Regions from separate parts of the Homo sapiens genome. Here region 2 is linked to region 1. A link is an interaction called in ENCODE POLR2A ChIA-PET data of the cell type or tissue named here. Cell type or tissue: GM12878. All regions are shown on one strand. Each heading gives the region's core, and the rest is flanking DNA. Links, peaks and the distances in the headings are about the cores only.

Region 1 (4,380 bases), core at 112-4,111:
AGACAGGGACGGGAGGAGGAGCAGGGGCCCCCTGAGGAAACCCAAAGAACTAGGGTGGGCCTCTTGGCCAAAGAGATGAAGGAAGGTCCCCCTAGGAGTCAGAAGAGAGGGGCTCTCAGGTGCCAGGGTCCCTGAAGTCACCATGGGCCAAGGAAGCAGATGGCAGGGCACTGGAGGCTGATGGGATTTGGGGAGCTGACGGAGAAGGCAGGAGGACGGGCCCCAGTAGACAGTTCATGGGGATGAGGCCCTGGAATCAAGTGAGGAGGCAGCTGGGCCTGGGGGCCCAAAACAGGCAGGGGACTAGCAGATAGGGCCAACATGGCAGGTCCCACCCAGCCAGCCAAACAGTGGAGCCTTGAGTCTGGGTGAGCGGGTACCCAGTAGCGGGACAGGGAGGCATGTGGATCAGAGCACCCCACACACACCTGCCTCCATCCGAGCAGAAGAGATGAATTTGTCCAGCTGGCACCGCAGGAAGTCCCTCTCTTCCTCCAGGTCCTCGATGCGCTTCTGCAGCCAGGAGTTCCTCTCCAGAGCCATGTGCAGCTGGGTCTTGACGCTGTTCATCAGAGCCAGGGCGGAGGACGCAGCCTCCGGAGGCTCTAGGGACACAGCGAGGGTGGGGGGACCAGGTCACACCCTGGGACTCAGGGCTTGGCTTCCCAGCTGACTCCAGTCCCTCCACACCCCCTCAGCTCACCCTCGAAGTTTCTCCGAGAGGGGCTCAGACTGTAAAAGATCTGTGGGTCTAGGTGGGGTGCCTCATCGAAGGGAATGGAGATCTCGAAGGTCTCATCGTCCTTCACTGGAGAGGAGAGGCCCCGGGTTACCCCAGAGAATTCCCCGGGCCTCTCAGGCCACCCCCCAACCACGGCAGCCTGGAGCCGACCGCACTGGGACCCAGGGTAGGGAAGGGGACCCAGCTTCCTCACTTGTCCGCCTCCGACTGCTCCGGTCATTCATGGCGCGGCTTCCTACGGACCCCAGCAGCCGAGGGCCTCAGGGGCACTGGACAGAAACGGCAGCCACAAATGGAGAGACGCAGATGGACTGGAGGGTCCATCCTGGGGGAGGTGAAGTGAGACAGGAGGGACCTTCTGGCCTGGACCCCTGGTCTGAGGGAGGAGGGAGCCTGGACCCCAGGACTGAGGCAAAACGCGCCTGGGCTTCAAACTCCTGGGCTCCTGGAGTCAGGGGCAGGGGGCCCAGCCGCCTAGGTCCTGGGGGAGAAGTGAGCTGGGGACGTGGGCTCCTGGGTATCGAAGGAAAAGGAAGCTGAAGCCCTAAATTGCTGGGTGCCCCAAGGGGTCGCCTGACCAGGGACACCTAGCCTGAAGGGGAAGGACCCTCTCTCATCGCGGGCCACTGCCAGGCCTAAGGAAGAGGCAGGTGCAGGGGGAAACTGCCCCAACTTCCCAGGGTAGGAGGAGGTCCAGCCCGTGCGCGCTGCCTCCTCTACCTTCGGGGCCCCCACACCCCTCCCCCGCACTCGCGTGGGCGGGCGGACCGTCCCCCGGTGGTGGGGGCTGGGCGCGTGCGCAGTACGGGGAAAGGTCACGCGTGGGGGTGCGCCCCCCCCGCCCCCGCCCTTTGTCCCGCGGGTGGGAGGGGGAGCGGTCGTGGAACGATTCCAGCGGGAACATGCACTAGGGCGGGGGTGCAAACGCGGCCACCATCCCCCGCCCGCGGGTGCCCGGGGTCCGAGGGGCCGAGGCCCCCCGCGCTCACCCACCCGCTCGCGGAATCCGGCTCGGGGACCGACGGCGGCGGCGCCCATGCCCGGCGCCGGGGAGCGTCTGCAAAGTGTCACGGGGAGCCGAGGGAAGCGCCCACCCACCCGCGAACAGGCGGGGCGGCAGGGGAGCGTGTCGTGGAACTGAGCGACGGAACGGGCAGGGACGCGGGGACTCGCCCAGTCGGGCCAGGCTAGCGCCCCTCGTTGAAGAGTCCCCGGGTCCAGGTGAGGCCCGCCGTTTGCGGCAGAAGCAGAGGGTCTGCACTTGCGCGATAGCCCCTTACAGCACTCCCCCGCCCTCCCCGAAGCTCAGGCAGGGAACATCACGAAATTCCCATCCTGGAGAGCTGGCGAGTCTCCGGGGGTCCCCGGATTGGGTGGCGGTGTGCCCAATGGGCCCAGAAGGCAGGAGAGTGTTTGAGACACCGAGAAAGTTGGAGCGAAAGGAGAATCTACTTTTAACGCTCTCTCAGGAACTAGCCAGCGCGGACCCCTCAGAGCTCCCCTACCTCCTACAGCCAGACCCCAAGGTTCTCAGGGATGTGGGGGCCAAAATCGGGGGAGTTACCCCTCTCCCGGAAAATGAGGGCCAGGAACACGCCACCCCCATCCCCATGTTGGTAATTAAGAGCTGGCTTTGGAGCAAAGCTAGATTCCAGTCCTGACTGTTCCTGCTCCTCCCCAGCCTGTTAACTCACCTGCAAAATGGGGAAATTACAAGCCCTTCTAAATTTATTGTGAGGATGCAGTGATGCGACACACAGAAGCTCAGCCCAGCACCTGGCCATCGTCAGGGCTGAAGAGAGGAGCGCTGCTGGTATTATTTGAGGTCAGATGGTGGGGTATGATGGCAGCCTCTGGGAGGCTCTTTCCCACTCTGGGGAGTATGAACGGAAGATTTGTTCTTCCTCCCAAAAAAACAGGTCGGAAGAGCAAATGAGGCCTAGCACAGTGCCTGGCACAAAATAGGCAAGAAAAATGAATGAATAAGCAGATGTTTATTAAGCTTCAGGCTCAGCTCCACCTGCCTCTCCTGTTCACCAGAAGCATCCAAGCTCTGGACTGTGGCCAGCCCTTATAAGAGCAAGGTCTTAACCCGATGGAGGGAGAATCTAAATGTCTGCACCGCCTGCAAAGCTGTGACCATGATCCTCCCCTCCCCACTTTACAGATTAACTGCAGCCTGGTCCAAAAATTCCAGGGGGAGCCATCTGCCCTAGATTGGTCTTTTCCAAACTACAGGTTCATGGGTGGAGAATTCAATAGAATAGGATGAAATCAGCAGTTTAAAAAAATATTTAGCCGGGCGTGGTGGTGCACACCTGTAATCCCAGCTACTCAGGAGGCTGAGGCAGGAGAATCGCTTAAACCGGGGAGGTGGAGGTTGCAGTGAGCCGAGATCGCACCACGCTCCAGCCTGGGCGACACAGCGAGACTCCGTCTCAAATAGTAATAATAATAGTTGATGGAAAAAAAAATGCACAAACTAAAGCTAACTATGGTAAAGAAATTTTTGTGGGCCGGGCGCAGTGGCTCACGCCTGTAATCCCAACACTTTGGGAGGCAGAGGGGGGCGGATCACGAGGTCAGGAGATCGAGACCATCCTGGCTAACACAGTGAAACCCTGTCTCTACTAAAAATACAAAAAATTAGACAGGCATGGTGGCGGGCGCCTGTAGTCCCACCTACTCAGGAGGCTGAGGCAGGAGAATGGCATGAACTCGGGAGGCGGAGCTTGCAGTGAGCCGAGATTGCGCCACTGCACTCCAGCCTGGGCGACAGAGCAAGACTCCGTCTCAAAAGAAAAAAAAAAAAAAAACTTTTGTTTCGAGGCCTAGTGCCCTGAGGGAGGCCGAGGTGTGTGGATCACCTCAGGTCAGGAGTTCGAGACCAGCCTGACAAACACGGTGAAACCCATCTCTACTAAAGGTACAAAATTAGCTGGGCATGGTGGCACACGCTTGTAACCCCAACTACTTGGGAGGCTGAAGCAGGAGAATCGCTTGAACCCAGGAGGTGAAGGTTGCAGTGAGCTGAGATCACGCCATTACACTCCAGCCTGGGTGACAAGAGCGAAACTCCGTCTAAAAAAAAAGAGGCCAGGCGCTGTGGCTCACACCTGGAATCCCAGCACTTTGGGAGGCCGAGGCAGGTGAATCACCTGAGGTTGGGAGTTCAAGAACAGCCTGACCAACATGGAGAAACCCCGTCTCTACTAAAAATACAAAATTAGCTGGGCATGGTGGCACACGCTTGTAATCCCAGCTACTAGGGAGGCTGAGGCAGGAGAATCGCTTGAACCCAGGAGGCATTGCGGTGATCCGAGATTGTGCCATTGGACTCCAGCCTGGGCAAAAAGAGTGAAACTCCGTCTCAAAAAAAAAAAAAGGAAACTTGGTTCACGTGTATTTTGCTTATCTGTATACTCTATTGCCATATAAAATGTGTTTGTAACAGGAGATTGTGGTTTTAAAATTGTTTCAGTTAAAAACATTCTTCCCAGATGACCCAGGTCTTCAGGAGCTGAGGAGGGGATAACCCCAAGGCAGGCCAACCTTCCCATTCCCCAGCCAGGCAAGCTGAGGTCTCCCTGCTAGACGGCCACCAAAGAGGGTCTGAGATGCTGTCTCTAAAAACAAAC
Region 2 (4,380 bases), core at 153-4,152, 490 kb before region 1:
CAAAAAAATTAGCTGGGTGTAGTGGTGCATCCCTGTAATCCCAGCTACTAAGGAGGCTGAGGCGGGAGAATCACTTGAACCGGGAGGCAGAGGTTGCGGTGAGCCAAGATCGTGCCATTGCACTCCAGCCTGGGCAACAAGAGTGAAACTCCGTCTAAAAAAAGAAAAAAAGAAATGCAGATTCTCGGTCTCTGCCTCAGACTGAATCAGCAACTCTAGCAGGGGGCCCAGCGATTTACTTCAACAAGGCCTCCAGGGGATGCAAAGGCGCACTCCTATGCATCGGTACCTTCTACCTGCACTCTAGAATAGTCGCCGCTTCACAGGGTGCTTGGGAGGATTCATGAGTTAATACACGCAAAGCACTCGGAAGGCTACCTGGCAGGGAGTACGAGTTCAATAAACACTTGCTATTCTTACTTAACTCCAGTGGAGTCGCTGATAAAAGCAAGCCCAGCTCAAATGCAAAGTTGACTCTTCCCTCCCTCCCCACATCCGTGCAACAAAAACAGCTTGTTTCACTACTGGCTATTGTCTGCTCAGCATTTGTTCACTTCATACAAACTGGACACCTATAATGAGACAGATGAAATGTTGTATGGGCACAAAGGATCCGAGGGTGGACAGAGTACACAGAATCAGTGTCCAGCCAGAGTTGAGGGCCTAGCACAGTGGGTGAGGGCAGGGCTCCAAACCCACCCAACATGCCCCAGCCGAGAGAGCCTGGGGATCTCAGCTCATCGGCGTCTTCACTTGAATGGAGGTCATAACACACTCAGAGAGTTGGGATTGGGGGTGAGCGTGGTTAATAAGGGCCCAAGGGCCCAATAAGGAGCGGGTCCTTTTTTTTTAGCTTTTTTTTTTTTTTTTTTTTGAGACGGAATCTCGCTCTGTCACCCAGGCTGGAGTGCAGTGGTGAGATCTTGGCTCACTGCAACCTCTGTCTCCTGGGTTGAAGCGATTCTCCTGCCTCAGCCTCCCAAGTGGCTGGGATTACAGGCACGCACCACCACACCCGGCTAATATTTTTTGTATTTTTAGTAGAGACGGGGTTTCACCATGTTGGCCAGGCTGGTCGATCTTCTGATCTCAAGTGAGGCCCACCCACCTCAGCCTCCCGAAGTGCTGGGATTACCAGTGTGAGCCACCCTGCCTGACCAGGAGCAGGTCCTTATTGGTGTAAGCCAATTTTGCTGTGCCCCTTCTCCTTGCCAGCAATTGGTTGACGCTCACATATGTGACACTATTCTGGCTAATGAAACCTGAAGGCAGATTTGCTGGGGCACTGCTGGGAAAGGTTTTCCCAACTCTTAAGCAACTGATAAGCAGGAAGAAACAGTTGCCCTGGAGCCCTGCCCTGTCTGCAGGTGACACTTCAAGCTGTGGCAGCCACCTGGGTACCATGAGGGCTGGTAGTGGGAGCTCCTCACTTAGGATGGAAGGGAGGTGAGACGGAGGAACCTGGATCCTTCATGGCATGGTTTGGCAGCTGAATTTTAACCAACCGTGGCTGGACCTGCCCTACCTCCAGGCTTCTCTTGGCATGAAGTAGTAAGTCCCCTCAAGCCATTTTGAGTCAAGTTGTCTGTTGTTGAAGCCAAAAGTGACAGCAAGTCACACATATCCGGGGCCAGCTTCATGGGATGCAACCTGTGTGGTTGCAGGCTGCCCTGCACTTGGTTGAATGCCCAGCTGTGGCTATCTTGACATTTTTTTCTTTTTTTTGAGACAGAGTCTCGCCCTGTCACCCAGGCTGGAGTGCAGTGGCGCGATCTCGGCTCACAGCAAGCTCCACCTCCTGGGTTCATGCCATTCTCCTGCCTCAGCCTCCCCAGTAGCTGGGACTACAGGCGCCTGCCACCATGCCTGGCTGATTTTTTGTATTTTTAGTAGAGACGGGGTTTCACCGTGTTAGCCAGGATGGTCTCGATCTCCTGACCTCGTGATCCACCCACCTCGGCCTCCCAAAGTGCTGGGATTACAGGCATGAGGCACCGTGCCCGGCCTGACATTTTTTTTTTTTAAAGAAATAAGGTCTCACAAACTCCTGGCCTCACGAGATCCTCCTGCGTCAGCCTCCTGAGTAGCTGGGATTACAGCTACCACACCCAGCTTGAAATTCTTAATACTTTTTTTTTTTTTAAACACAGGGCTCTGCATTTTAATTTTGTCCTGGGTCCTGTTTACATAAATATCACCTTGACGATCTGTGCAATGTTGGCACACCAGCGTTTAGGACAGGTCCTAATGTATGGTAAGTGGGCCATAAATCTTGGTGAGGAATGAAATGAAGGAACGACTTCCTGGAAATGTCCTTCCTCCACTTCTTCATCTGGTAACATCATATAATACTCTGTGATCAGACGTCCCCTCCTCCAGGAAGCCTTCCCAGACCACCCCCACACCTGTAAGTCTGGACCAAGTGCCTCACTGGAGCTTCCGCAGAGCCCCCTCTTTCTCCATTTCATATACTATTTTTGGGTGACTGCTCCGCCCACCTCATGCTGAGCGACTCAGCAACAGAGACCAACCCTCCTTGCCTGCTGTACCCAGCTCCTGGCTTGGGGCCTGCCTGTGAATGAGTAAATAAGAGTGAAGGCAAGTGGTTCTTACCCTGCTTCCCAGGCCTGAGGGCGAGAATTCCTTTGACAGCAAATTTAGCTCATACCTTCTAGCTTCTCGGCTCCTTTGTAGCTCTGCTATAATTATTACCCCAAATAATAATTAAGGTTTTTCTCTTTGTATGGTGCTTTGAAGCACTAAGATCCCCCAGGGCAGGGATGGGGTTTGGTTCATCTCTGGAGGCTCGGGTTGGGTTTATGGGTGAGTGGATGATGGACGCATGAGTGAGCTGAGTGAGCGTGTGAGGGGGAGAACCAGCAGAAAGGGGAAGAACCAGCAGAAGGGGGGATGGCGTATGGATGTCAGTCTGTGTCTAGCAGTGCAGGCTCCCAGGGGGCTGGATCTGAACCTGAGTCATCTTTGGCTTCCCAGGCAACAGGAAACGTTTGAGAAAGGATAATGAAATTAATGAACGAATTGCTTAATGATGGATCACATTGCCCATTATCTGACTTCCCCCTCATGCTCCCCCGGCGAGGCAGCAGAGCTCATCAGGAATCACCCCATTTTTTTTTTTTTTTGAGATGGAGTCTTGCTCTGTCGCCCAGGCTGGAGTGCAGTGGCGCGATCTTGGCTCACTGCAAGCTCCGCCTTCCGGGTTCACGCCATTCTCCTGCCTCAGCCTCCCGAGTAGCTGGGACTACAGGTGCCCGCCACCACGCCCGGCTAATTTTTTTGTATTTTTAGTAGAGACGGGGTTTCACCATGTTAGCCAGGATGGTCTTGATCTCCTGACCTTGTGATCCACCCATCTCGGCCTCCCGAAGTGCTGGGATTACAGGCGTGAGCCATCGCGCCCGGCCTGAGAATCACCCCATTTTACGGTTGGGATAATCGAGGCTCAGTGGAGCAGGTGTACTTTCCCAGGTGACACAGCAAGAGACCCGGGTTTTAAGGCCAGCAGCAGGTGTCCTGAGTCTCTCTCACAGATGAGGAAACTGAGGCTCAAGAAGGGCATTCTAGCCAGGTGCGGTGGCTCATGCCTGTGATCCCAGCACTTTGGGAGGCTGAGGTGGGTGGATCACCTGAGGTCAGGAGTTTGAGACCAGTCTAGCCAACATGGTGAAACCAAGTCTCTACTAAAAATACAAAAATTAGCCGGGCATGGTGGTGTGCGCCTGTAATCCCAACACTTTGGGAGGCCGAGGTGGGTGGATCACCTGAGGTCAGGAGTTTGAGACCAGTCTGGCCAACATGGTGAAACCACATCTCTACTAAAAATACAAAAATAAGCCGGGCATGGTGGCCCATGCCTGTAATCCCAGCTACTTGGGAGGCTGAGGCAGAAGAATTGCTTGAACCTAAGAGGTGGAGGTTGCAGTGAGCCAAGATCGCACCACTGCACTCCAGCCTGGGCAACAGTGTGAGACTCTGTCTCAAAAAAAAAAAAAAAAAAAAGAAAGAAAGAAAGAAAGAAAAAGAAAAAAAAGAAGGGCATTCTGAGGTGTCCACCCAGCTCCGGCAGCAGGTTTTCCACCGGCCAGATATATCCTCTTCCTTAGATGTTCAGAGAGTGAGCAGGGCCTACAGGAGGAGCGAGTCAAGCTCACCTTACCCTCACTGCCAAGGCAGAGAAGAATTCCTTGGAAATTCTTCCCAACTGTATCTCGCAATGTCTGGCAGGAATGAACGCGGCTTCTCAGAGGTTGATACTGTGGCTTCCGTCTCGCCCCCACTTCCAGCCCTTTACTCTCTGGAGAGAAATCTCTCCGGTTGGAGATTGAAGCTGCATTTCCCAGACCTCTGGAGAGCTAGAGT

Evidence for each region. Peaks named below come from ENCODE experiments on the same cell type or tissue, not always from the same donor. Only the 100,000 strongest peaks of a DNase experiment are listed, where the experiment ranks them.
Region 2: POLR2A ChIA-PET joins it to region 1 with 5 read pairs; 4 of 35 experiments call an interaction of 5 or more read pairs at or near these places.

What each region holds. Positions count from the first base shown.
Region 1 is chr19:55,645,633-55,650,012 of GRCh38, reverse strand. It overlaps CCDC106 (coiled-coil domain containing 106), which reads right to left and starts at 1,801. Exons shown (of 5, transcript NM_001370470.1): 1 at 936-1,801; 2 at 704-808; 3 at 429-605. The coding sequence starts at 966. RefSeq lists an enhancer at 336-385 and silencers at 1,446-1,575, 1,606-1,725. In GM12878, for the core only: no CTCF peak of the experiment used is centred there; a DNase peak (open chromatin) is centred at 2,036; H3K4me3 peaks cover 2,898 bases; H3K27ac peaks cover 2,746 bases.
Region 2 is chr19:56,132,576-56,136,955 of GRCh38, reverse strand. It overlaps a transcript of ZNF444 not described here. Among named protein-coding and RNA genes, the nearest start is that of ZNF444, 6.5 kb to the left of the region's middle. In GM12878, for the core only: no CTCF peak of the experiment used is centred there; no DNase peak of the experiment used is centred there; H3K27ac peaks cover 430 bases.